Linked DNA regions of Homo sapiens: region 1 is linked to region 2. A link is a loop called in an ENCODE intact Hi-C map of the cell type or tissue named here. Cell type or tissue: Calu3. All regions are shown on one strand. Each heading gives the region's core, and the rest is flanking DNA. Links, peaks and the distances in the headings are about the cores only.

Region 1 (6,442 bases), core at 502-5,501, 660 kb before region 2:
GAATATTTATTAAAAGAAGAAGGTATAAGCAAAATAAAAACTTTTCTAGGCACTGAAAGACTCAAAAAATTTACTTCCATTTACTTTTCCAAAAATATTTGAGGATATACCACAGAAAAACAAATGTAAGAATTCACTGAAGAGGGCAACATGGAATCCAATAGAACAGACTAAGCTAAGAATGCAAGAGGAAAGTAATATCAGAAAGATAGCTGAGCAGCAATCCTAGAAAGCAATCATACAAAATCAGAACTGGATGTGAGCAGCCTCCTATTTCAAGAGGAATAACAAAGAAGCCAGAAATCTTAGTGGTGTGATAGAAAAAGTCATATTTCTTCATTGAACCAGAATGATGGAAGGCAACTAAAAATGTCAGGAAAAACAGAAAACTGTACCAGAAAATCACAGGATGAGTGTGAAGCAAACTTAGATATACTATTATTTTGAATAATTGGTACAGAGTAAGAAAAGAAAATCCACTTATGCCTTGTATCTGAACATTTATTTTTTGAATGGCACAAGTCTATAACATAACCTACATTTCTTTCCTGTGGTTCCAGTCACATTAGTCGATTATACAGGGAATAATATTAACATTATCATAATATTTATCATTTTGTGTTTTGGCTTCTAATTTTTGAGAAAAAAATTGTCCTTTATGTAAAGCATGAAAGACAACTATAGTTGTAAAGTAGAATGTAAATGTCAACAACAGTGTAAAAGCCATGATAAAACTAAGAATTTGGGAAGATAGCAGAAGTGCAGAAATAGTGTGGGAGTACTAATTTCCTCATTTCATATTATTAGGCATCAACAGATACTGTTAAATTGATGTATGCAGAAATTGATTATTTAGAGTTATGATCATAATCATCAGTTGTATTTTTAAAAAACTAGTATTGGGGGAGAAAGAGAAAGGATAAATTCACTTTTTATTTCATATAATTTCCTCTTTTAAGTGTTGTTTGCCATGTCCATAAAGTTCATAATACAGTATTTATATAATATTATTAAAGCTTGTGCTTATCTCATTCTATTTTTTTTTTTTTTTTTACACAGAGTCTTCCTCTGTCACCCAGGCTGGAGTGCAGTGGCAGGATCGAGTCTCACCGCAACCTCTGCCTCCCGGGTTCAAGCAATTCTCCTGCCTCAGCCTCCTGAAGTAGCTGGGATTACAAGCGTGTGCCACCACGCCCAGCTAATTTTTGTATTTTTAGTAGAAACGGGGTCATGTCGGTCAGGCTGCTCTCAAACTCCTGACCTCGTGATCCACCAACCTCAGCCTCCCAAAGTGCTGCGATTACAGGTGTGAGCCACCGCGCCTGACCCATTCTACTTCTTTTAGAATATCTGAAATCAGGCCATTTCCCAAATGTTGATGATACTTTCCTGCAGACTGGCAACTAATATTGACTCAATTCATTCTGACCTCTTTATTCCCATGTTAGTCATTGATCTGTACACTCTTCACCCTCACCTAGATGTCTGCAACTTCCTACTTGAATCTACCACCTTCATTCTTTCTCTTTTTCTACTTCTCCCTGTTTGGGCCATTGTACCTCCTTCACGAAACTCCTTAACAACTTCTGATGGTTCTATAGATCAAGTTCAAAGTCTCAATTTTATGGTGTATGACTGTAGCCAGAATACCTACTGTGTGGAGTCAGACCTGAGTTTTGATACCTACCTCTGTGTCTTGAATAATATTACAGCACAGCAGAAAAGTAGCATCACAAAGTAACAAGAATCACAGACTCTGAAGCTAGATCCACTAGTTAAATCCCAGCTCTATCACCTATTGCTTGTGTGACTTAACCTATCCACATGCTTCAGTTTTCCCACCTCTAAAATGAGGGTGATAACATTACCTTGACTCATAGAGTTGTTGTAAGGAGTATCTGAAGTAAAGTGTGTAAAACTTTTGGAGTGGAGCCTGGCAGAGAGTAGATCACGCAAGCTCATATAGATGACTCTACTTCAGAGTACTCCCATGAAGATAAAGTGAGTCAAGTTATTTAAGCACCCAACTTAAATAATAATAGAATATAAATTCCACAGGGCAGATATTTTTGTGGTTTTATTTACTGGTATATAGCAAGACCTGGAACAAAACCTGGCACTATTATCAGTGGTTAACATATTTTAATTCATGTACATGTATCTATTCAAAAATAAATGTTTGTTGAATGAATGGATTGATTAATATTGTCACCAATCTCTCTCTACCAGTTACACCAGACTCTCTTTCTCTCTTCTCTTACCATGTCAGACATCCTAATATTTCAACCCACTTCCGTTCATTGCAGGCTCATTCCTTTCTCCTCAATTCTTTGTTTAAGGCTTTCCCAAGTCAATGTGAAATTCCTTCCTTTTCCTTTAAAAAACAAAACACAAAAAAACCTCCTCCAAGAATCCTTTACACATTAGTCTAAAATGAGTTGCTAATGTTCCCTGAAACCATAAGGAGATAGAAATCCTCCCTCTTCCTAATCACTTTATGCTCTTCCTGCCTATGTTGCTGTACATTATGAGCTGGCTTGTCCTGGATGGGCCACGTTTGGGAATGTCCAGCATGCCCACAGCCCTTCTCAAATGAGATTTTCCCAAAAGTTGCCTTGCTGTTACCTGTGGTCCCAAGTGAATGAATCAGGGCAGGCAATCGATCTACTGGTTAGAGACATTTTAGGTTGTTGATATATGAGCTTTTCCCAAATAGATCTCTCCCAAGGAGTTCTCAATGTAAGGCATTGGAATGAATCATTTGTTTTGGGAACAAAGCCAAATAACAGAGAAGGTAAGATACTGAGGTCATGAATAATCAGAAGCAATGAGAGATAATAAACAGAAGCAATGTGAAAGAGAGAAGGGAATAGAGAGAAGTTGGTGGGAACCAGCAGGATTAATAAAGGCAGAGATTTTAAAAAGCCTCATAGAAGCTAAATGGGACTTTGAGGATCCTTTTAAAAGAGCATAGCCTCGGTCAGCATGCGCCTTTGGCTTTAGCCTTCCTGAGAGTGGAAGTCCTACTAAGAATGGCAGTCCAAGAAGAGATAAGGAAGCTGGTTCCTGTTTACCTAAAACTGAGAAAAGTACTTTCAGGTAATATGGATTTTTCTTATTATGCTTGTATACAATTACTGTCCTTTATTTTTAAACTCTGGACTTCAGGTACACAGAATTGGATTCATCTTCATTCTTGGTTAATGGCATGCTACCATCCTTGGCCCATTCATAGCATGGTCTCATTTTATTTCTTGGTAACATAACAAACACCCACAAATTACCACATAATCCAATAATTAGAACAATAACAATGATTCAACCCTCCCATATACTCTTCCCTATTGCATGCTTTTGCTTTCCTGCCATAAATAATCATTTTCCTAAATTGGGGTTTATCATTCTCTTACTTTTCTTTTTTATTATATGTGTGTATGCTGAAATGAAATGTTGTTTAGTACACATTGCTTTTGAACTTTACTAAAGGACATCATGTTGTATGCAGTCTTCTGAGACTTGCTTTTCTTATTCAGCAGTATGTTACTTGGATTAATACAGCCTGTTGCATGTAGTTATAACTCACTCATTTTCACTGATGCTTAATTATTCAATGGTTAATTTATACATTTCCTAGTCGCTGGGCATTTCGATTGTTTCCAGTTTTTGTTGGTTGGTTGGTTTACTTATTGCTGTTACAGGGTTGCTGTAAACATTCTTGTATATAATTCCTGGTACGTGTTCCTTTGGGCATAGTCTAAGGAGTACAATTGTTGTGCCATAGGTTTATGAATTCTCAACTCTTCAACATAATACCAAATTATTTTTCAGTGTAGTTAAACCAATTAAACTCTTGACATATAAAAGATGCTGTTGATTTATATCCTCTCCAGTACTTGGAATGCCAAATCTCTTAATTTAATTAATAAAGTGGCTATAAAATAATATTTTATTGTAGTCTTTTTTAAAAGAAATGAAGTACTGATAGATGCTACAACATGCATATTTTTAACTAATTAATTTTTTTTTTTGTAGAGACAGGTTGGGGGTAGGGTCTTCCTTTGTTACCCGGGCTGGTCTCAAACTCCTGGCTTCAAGCAATCCTCCTGCCTTGGCCTCCCAAAGTGCTGGGATTACAGGCATGAGCCAACGTAGCCGGCTTGTAGTCTTTTTTTTTTTTTGTAAGTGAATATGTATTACTTGAAAAATCAGGTAGAAACAGTGTAAGTATTACTTATAAAGCCAGCTAAAAAAGCATGTGGAAACAGAAATACCTTGATTCAGAAACTCACATACATGTACATATAAAATCCAAACCTACAAGTTCCCCCACCCTTCAGATCTGGAAAAAAAAATTCTCAATGGTATTTGAGCTGAATATGGGAAAAAGCATAAACTATCTCTAGTTCCTTTTCTAAGCCACTTACTAAGACAAACATAAACTCCTAGATTTTTTTTCTGCTGCACTATAAAGCAGCCCTTCAAGTATATGCAGCCTGTGGCAGCAAGGGGGAAAGGGTCTGGATCTCAGTCCTACAATGCCTTTTAAATTCAATGTTGATTCCATGAGTTGTGTTTATGTGATATCAAAGTAACTATTTTAACTCGGGGGTAAAAAGTGTGTCTTTGGCATCACATAGACAAGAGCTCAAGTTGTTTGATCGAATTTTTCATGTTTAACCACTCAGGTTGGCATTTATAGAAAGAACCCCTCTTCTGCCAGATTACCTTGTGGTTACTTTCCTATTCCCTAGAGGAGCTGTAAATTACTCAGAGAATAAACCGGCAGGTGTTACGTAAACACTGAATACAACTAAACATTCCTTTCAAATAATGTCACATTAAAACTTGAACAAGACTCAAAGAATTTTGCAATATTCCAAAGAAGAAAGCAATATATAGCAGCCTCGGAAATACTGAAATTGCTAGTAAAACAAATCTACAAAATTGACTTTGGAAAAAACAACACCAAAACAGCAATAAGAGCAACAAAAACAATAAAGTTTATGTACAAAGAGAAGCAACCAATGTTAAAGTAAATAAAATATCTTCCTATAACCAGACTTACTGCTATGTTCCATGGGTTCAAATGAAAGTGCTTTTATTCTGCAAAATTATAGTTTACAGCATCATATGTGATTAAAGAAGTAGCAGTAAAAATGTCTACCTGTCTACTGGAAGAAATGAAAGCTAGGTATGATATAGAAAGGATAATCAGCTATTTCCTGTTATTTTCCTCAGAACCTTAAGTCGACTGAATCCAACAAGCATTAGCTTCATTTTCCTTTTCTCTGATTCAATTCACACTAGTTTACTGAGCATCTAATATGGACCACTGGTGAAAGATGTTAAATATTTAATGATGAAGAAGACTCAGCAGGGTATGGGGGGATTCAAATAGGGATAAGACTTTATGTGGCTGAAGGGCAGAAAAGACATCGTATGTGAGAGTAACATCCAAAATAGATCTTAGAAGATTGGGCCAATGGAGATGCCTTCATCTCCCAGATGTGTCCCAGATAGAAAGAACAACACAAGCAAAAGCACGGATATATAAAATAATTATGCTTGGAGACAAGAGTGAATGGTTTAGCAAATGACAGAGGGATTGAAAGAGCTGTTTAAAAAGAGAAGAAAGCTATAGGATTCTTTAGGCTAAAGGTGACTGCAACATAACTAAAATCGAACTAAGCTCAGAAAGGCAGGTATTGGCCTATTTAACTGGAAAGTCAAGAACGCTGGGTTGGTGGCATGCGACTGTAATCGCAGCTACTCAGGAGGCTGAGACGGGAGGATCCTTTGAGCTCAGGAGTTCAAGACTAGCCTGGGCAATATAGCGAGGATCCTGTCTCTAAACAAAAACAAAAAGCACAAAGTCAAGGAGGTGCTCTGGCTTCACTCATAGCTGGATCCAGGGAGTCTCACTTTGCTCAATAAACTTTACCTCTTTTTTTTCTGTTGGCTTTGTGTTATAGTTGGTAATCCTAGCTACTTTTGTCTTTTACCATAGTGACTTCTAGCAGCCTCAACAGAAAATGAGCTGCTCTTTCTCAACTGCTCAGACAAAAGCCTCAGAATAGAGATTCATTTATCTGACTTAACTAATTTATGCCTGTCCCTGACCCAATTATTGGGTCTAGGAGGATTCGTCATGTGTTCACTCCTAGAGCCAAGAAGAAGGATCATTGCCAGACAAACTGGGATGAAGGAATGGGTACCTGTAAAGAAACTTAAAGCCCTACCAAATAAATAACTGCCTGTTGGGTAGAAAAAACACCAGGTGTCCCCACCAGGCTCTGAAACCAATCTGAAGAAAATGCACTTGAGCCACTGAAAAATTTTAGGCAAAGAAGCAGCATGATTAGAGTAGTTCCAGAATGATCTGGTCCCAAGGTAGAGAACAGATAAGAGTTGAGAGGGACTGAAAGTGCCTGCGACAGAAAAG
Region 2 (6,442 bases), core at 707-5,706:
TAAGTTCTGCAATTCCCACGAACAACTCAGTTCAAGACAATGAACAGCTTCATCTGAATTTGTTTGTCTCAGTCATAGCAGGCTCACAGACACCTGGTGGGTGTCCCTTGGTTTACCAAGGGAAGCAGTGGCATCTGTTCTCCTAGAATAAAAGTCCAAATCCTCCTCTAGACTAGAGTACATTTAGTTCTACCTGGTGTGGTATATTTGCCTGACATAATGTGTGGGATGTATCATTTTCTTTGGCGGGGGGGAAAAGATGGCAGAGCTAAGCTGGGTAATTTGAAGAGTTTTAAAAACTACTCACAGTGATGTGGGCACGGTGTTAGGAACTAGAAGGAAATTTCCAGGGCTAGCAACAGCAGGGAGTCACTACTCTTGGTCAGAGGGGGGATGGAACAGTTACACCATCCCAGGAAGAACAGCTGCAAGTGGAGCTGGCCTAGCCCAGAGCTCGCCCTCTGCCCACTCTCCAGTCTCCTGCCAGCAGCTCCTGTCAGCCAAACCCCATCAGAAGCCAGAAGGCAAGGGAGCCCGCTGAGGTAGCCTCCAGGGGCACAGAGCAGGTTGGCCACAGGATCCCAAGGCAAGTGGAAGATATGCAGCAAGTGACAAGGATGGAGGGAGACAGGGGTGATCCACTGAATGCTCCCATTCATCTGTGTTCATTCCTTCGTTCAGACATGTTACTTGCTAAACACCTTCTATAAGTGAAAGCACCTTGGAAGACACAGGTGAAGCATGGTAAATGGTCCCTTCTTTCAGGGTGCCCTTAATTGATTGGGAAGACTAGGGATCCCCACACAGAATGCCAAAATAAGCGCTAAGCTGCCAGGCAGAGCACTGCAGAGCTCATCGGTGGGACAGGAGTTCGCAGGCGGGAGAAGGCAGTGTGGGCTCTGGAGGAAGGTGGGTGCAGGTGGGAGCGTAAGAGGATTTTAACAGGTCCCAGGCGGGGTGGCAGGAGAGTCCTGAACTCTTCAGTTCCTGCCTCAGCACTTCTGTGGAGTGAGGGACTGGCCTCATGATTTTTTAATGAGTTCTAAGACTGTAGAAAAACTTTAACTACATATACCTTTTTACTGAGTATTTACAATGTGCCAGGCGATTTACCATAATCTTTTGTCAAGGCCTTACAGCACTGCTTTGATGGATGTTATTTCCCACATTTTATGGATGAGGACAAGTGAAACTCTCAGAGGCAGGGTGTTTTATCTAAGGTCACATCTAGTGGTACAGCAGCTTGGATTCAAAGCCAGTTGTTTCTGACATCAAATTCCAAGCTACTAACCTCCTTAAGGATAAAGGACAATTAGCAACAGTATCAGCCCTGGGTTGAAACATTTTTCCGATATCCTCATGTGCTCTCAGATGCCTGGCACCTAGAACCTGGTCCCCATTTTAAGAAGCTGTCTGACTTATAAAATTGGTTTCCACATGAGCTGCCTGCACTTAGGTGTATGTAGTATTCACATCTGAGGAAGTCTGCATGGGCTGCTGTCTCTGTATTATCTCTGTTTAAAGTCCCCTAATGATTTCTCATTTGCCCTGAATCCATGAACTGTGTAGACAGACAATGGCCTCCTTCTTCCTCTGATAAGATTTTCTACTATCCACCATGTTCTCACTCAGCCCCAGCCACACTGGCTTTTTCTTTGACAAGTTACATTCTTTCCCCCATAGGTTCTTTGCCCTAGGTATTCCATCTGGAATCTTCTCCCTGTAGATCTTTACGGATTGGTTCCTGTTATTCACTCAACAGAAATGTCCGAGTCCTTTTTCTGATCATGCCCCATCATGGTTCCCCATTCAATCTCTGAATCACCACCTTGTCTTATTGTCACTGTAAGATTCATCACTGTCTGATATTTGTTATTGGTTTACTCTGTCCACATGAGGGCTGGAAACTTTTGCTATCTTAGGCAATGCTAGATAACTGTGCCTCAAGTAGTATCTGGATCCTTAAATGTTTTCCAAATGAATGAATTCATGGAGATGAAACCTGGCTCTGAAAAGTAGTAACAGTAGGGTATATTCATTATTTTATACTTGCCCATGTGTCAAGTGTTATTTGTACTTATATTTGAAGATGAGCAACGTGAAGTTTAAAGATGTCCAAGGATGGGCATTTGTGTTGGCTCCAAGTCTTTGCTATTGTAAATAGTGCTGCAATAAACCTATGTGTGGATGTGTCTTTATAGAAAGATTTATAATTCTTTCGTATATACCCAGTAATGGGATTGCTGGGTCAAATGGTATTTCTAGTTCTGGATCCTTGAGGAATCACCACAAAGCTGCAAACCATCATTCTCAGCAAACTAACACAGGAACATAAAACCAAACACCACATGTTCACACTCATAAGTGGGATTTGAACAATGAGAATATGTGGACACAGGGAAGGGAACATCACACACCAGGGCCTGGCGGGGGGCGTGAGGGGGTAGGGCAAGGGGCAAGGGGAGGGAGAGCATTAGGACAAGTATCTAATGCATTCGGGGCTTAAAACCTACGTGATGTATTGATAGGTGCAGCACACCACCATGGCATATGTATACCTACGTAACAAACCTGCACGTTCTGCACATGTATCCCAGAACTTAAAGATGTCCAAGGATATGCAAGCAACAGGACTATAACATACACCTCTTGAAGCTAAGTCATTGGCTTTACAAATCCACTATTGCTGCTTATATGTTTTATGGCTGTGATTGGGAAGCTCCCAACCCCCACAAGTACAGTAGCTTAAATAAACATTTTTCTCTCACATGTTATTACAGAATTCAGTGTCTGTCAGTCAGAAAGTGATGTCCATCCCTGGATCCAAGTTGGCTGTCCCAGTTGTTGGCATTTCCTAGCCAGTTGAAAGGGGGAAAGAGGGAGTGGACAGCCCAAAGCTTCCTTAGGAAGACATGATGGGGAAGTTGCACACACCGCCTTCACAAGAGATATAGGAGAAGCTAGTTTGGGGAATGTATGCCCAATTAAAACTTGGCGAGTTTTGTTACGAGAAGGAAGAGGAGAGTAGATGTAGGGGGCAATGAGCAGTCTGAGACCTTGTCACAAGCCATCAGATGATACAGGTTATCACCGTAACCATTTTACATAGGAGAAACAGGGGCTCAAAGAAGTTCACCATTGGCCAGCCTTAATGAAATGGTTTTCACCATTAGTGAAATAGCAGAAATCATAATATTCCACTTTAGTTCCCCATTTCATCATTTCACACACAGATACCACTTCATGTTCTGTGCTCAGATGAGATTAGCCAATTTTAATCCTGCTACATCATTCAGCCTTGATCTCTTAGAAGTTTAAGAGTGATTAAAACACTCTTAGAAGTGTTTCAATCAAAATGGACAAGGAAGTAAGCAGAGGTGAGAGCCCAGAGGGCTGGGACGCTGTCTGACCCTTTGACAGCATAGCTTGCCTCCTTCTGTATACTGGGCTCCTGGGGAGACTGCCTTCAAAGGCTGTATACCCAAATAAGGTAGGACTCGGGTCTCAAGCAGATGGGGTTGAGTGTACATTGGGGGCTTTGTAAATAATGAGAGTCAGGTTCTCTGGTTGCTGAGCAACAAACAGGTCATCAGTAGGTAGAGTAGTCACAAGTTCTTGTTTGCTGGGACAGTCCTTGTTTACAGCTGTTGTCACAGTGTAATTAAGAATGCCCCTCTCAAAACTGCACCAGTTTAAATAAATTATAATGTACCCTACCGATAGGCCTATGTTACCGCTGACACTCAGGCTTAAATGTTTTGGGGCAAAAACACTTTGGAAATGTTGAACAGCTAAGCAAGAGAGATGCCTGACATGCCTTAATTCAAGTCTGTGGATTTGATTGCCATTGTGAAGTCCCAGTGAGAAATTGCTAGTTATTTCCTGGTTCAAATTAGTGGAAATTCCATTCTGCTGGGTAAACCCAAACAATCTAGTTATAAAGGTAATTTTGTTATCTGTTCTTAGATTATCAAACAGCATGTCTTTGTTTTATACTGTAAATTAATGATTAAAATATCTAGAAACAGAAGCATGCATAGTCACAAATTATCCAAACTACATAAGACTTTATAAAAATCTGTAAGACACATTTAATAAGTAACCTAGAATTCATCTATTTCCCGTCTATGCCCTTTGGTTTCAATGACACTTTTCAGAATACTGAGTGACACTGCACATGGAATTTCAGAAATGTTCTGAGTTAATCAAAATGTACTCAATTTGTAGCACAACAATTTTATTTCCCAGGGGTCATCACCACCACTCCATATCTAAGAACCTGATAAAAAATCCTGGAGATTTGTAAAATGAGTTCTCAAGGAACTTTGGAGTAAGAAAGATGTAGCTAAAGATCAACACATAAAAAGGTCTGCTTCTTGAAGTTGGAATGAAACACAGGAAATATTCATTATCTAAGAATGGGTAAAAGAATAAAAGCTACTTAAGGTGAATTCACTCACAATAGCAACCAGAATTTCATAGTACGTGATGAAAACAAAGGTTTGATAGAACTAAAAAACTACATTTTTGTATAACTTTCCAACAAAATTGTAGTTCAGCATATACCATATTTTACTTAATGCTTGATTTTTTGCAACATGACCACAAAGAGGATGACTTAGCCTCACTTTTGAAAGCCTCAGCATGTGCAATTTTGAGCAGTTCCATTCACTTCCATCAGACATTACTTCTATGAAATCCTGAATATTTCACAAGATTTACATTTTTATTTTGCAGATCAATTGACATTGTGTTAACAGTGCATTGTTGAATATTCCAGACCACGAATCATACTGGAACCTAAATAAAGACACTGATATGATTGGTGGGAATCAACACGAAATGGAGAATATTTGAACAGGGAATAATTTCATGACTGTTCGGTCTATTAGATAATATCTTTCAAGTCCCTCATGTCAACGAGCAACAGCAGCAAGGCTGTAAGTAATGAACTCTGGACTTATCGAGGACACCCTATACTTTAGGCTTGAGTCCTAACTCCAGCTTGCACTCTGGTCTTGAACAAGTCACTTTGTCCTCCAAGCCCAAGAAAACCAGATTTTTGTGGGATCCAAGGGGTTCTGTATAAATGCTTTAATGGACATGTTCTGAGGACGTGTGCTCATACATTTCCTTCAATTCAAGAGTCCAAACCTCGAATCTAAGGTCTTTCACATGGTTCCTAAAGTTGCTCCCAGCACTCACATTCTCTGGTTTCTGATTGAATTCTCAGTGGGGAATAAAAGTAGAAGATTAGATTAAATGCGGGGTGCAGCGGGGGGTGGGCGGTGCAGGGGGAAGTCTTTGAACTGTTACCTGTCGTCAGTGTTGAAACGTAGGTAGGTAATCCATCTATTCTAACACACAATCTACTCTCCAGAAACTCCTTGAAACTTATTTTACAGAAATACAGAGGCTGGGTGCAGTGGCTCCCAAAGTCCCAGCACTTTGGGAGGCTGAGGCAGGTGGATCACCTGAGGTTGGGAGTTTGAGAGCAGCCCGACCAACAGGGAGAAATCCTGTCTCTACTAAAAATACAAAATTAGCTGGGTGTGGCGGCACATGCCTGTAATCCCAGCTACTTGGGAGGCTGAGGCAGGAGAATCGCTTGAACCCGGGAGGTGGAGGTTGCTGTGAGCCGAGATGGCGCCATTGTACTACAGCCTGGGCAACAAGAGCAATACTCTGTATCAAAAAGAAAAAAAGAAAAGAAAAAAATGGAAAAGGAAAAAATGGAAGAGGAAAAAATGGAAAAGGAAAAAATAGAAAAAAAAAACAGAAAAGAAAAAACAGAAAGAAAAAATAGAAAAGAAAAAAGAAAAAAGATTTTTTGAGTTTATGGTTTCAGGGGAGTCAGGATGCTGTATGGAATACTTAATGATGTATATACAATTGCAAATCATTAGAAATACTGGGCACTCAGCTGAATCTATTTTTAAGGACTTAAAACATCACTAACTACTATCCTATATAAGTAATGATGACTAAAATATCATTGTACTCATCAGGCTAGGAAAACAAAAATAGCATGTACTATTTAATATGGGTAGAGTGAGTCGGCTTTCTGAGAACAGTAACTTGGCCTCTTATACAATTATTCCAAACCTTGGCATCATCATAGCTGTAACTTTATTAAAGACTAAACAGTAAACTAAGAAAACCTCAATGTGATATTCTTGTAATAGCAAATAGAAGAAATAAATTGTTTTGATGGACCAGCTCCACTTTCAAGGCTCTTTAGAATCTCCTTTGATGGACTTAGAAGATTTGAGTTGCATTTATTCATCATCTGCTCATCAGGAATGGAGGGACTCAGGGAAATCTGGCATGATAGTTCTACATTAGTGTATGGCTGAACTCATGAAAGCTTGAGTGACAAGGTTCAGTGGTGGATGGGCTAAAGCCAAGGGTTTTAGGAAGTTATTTTTTATTTAGCACTCTT

What was found. Hi-C counts contacts between places; a loop is a spot of excess contacts. Peaks named below come from ENCODE experiments on the same cell type or tissue, not always from the same donor. Only the 100,000 strongest peaks of a DNase experiment are listed, where the experiment ranks them.
Region 1: it touches region 2 in a loop (2.5-fold over the local background); 2 of 110 quality-filtered maps call a loop at or near these places.

Annotation. Positions count from the first base shown.
Region 1 is chr5:108,651,494-108,657,935 of GRCh38, forward strand. No RefSeq gene overlaps it. Among named protein-coding and RNA genes, the nearest start is that of LINC01023, 74 kb to the right of the region's middle. In Calu3, for the core only: no CTCF peak of the experiment used is centred there; no DNase peak of the experiment used is centred there.
Region 2 is chr5:109,309,414-109,315,855 of GRCh38, forward strand. The region is part of intron 3 of LOC285638 (a long non-coding RNA gene); the gene reads right to left. Among named protein-coding and RNA genes, the nearest start is that of PJA2, 97 kb to the right of the region's middle. In Calu3, for the core only: no CTCF peak of the experiment used is centred there; DNase peaks (open chromatin) are centred at 3,528 and 3,838.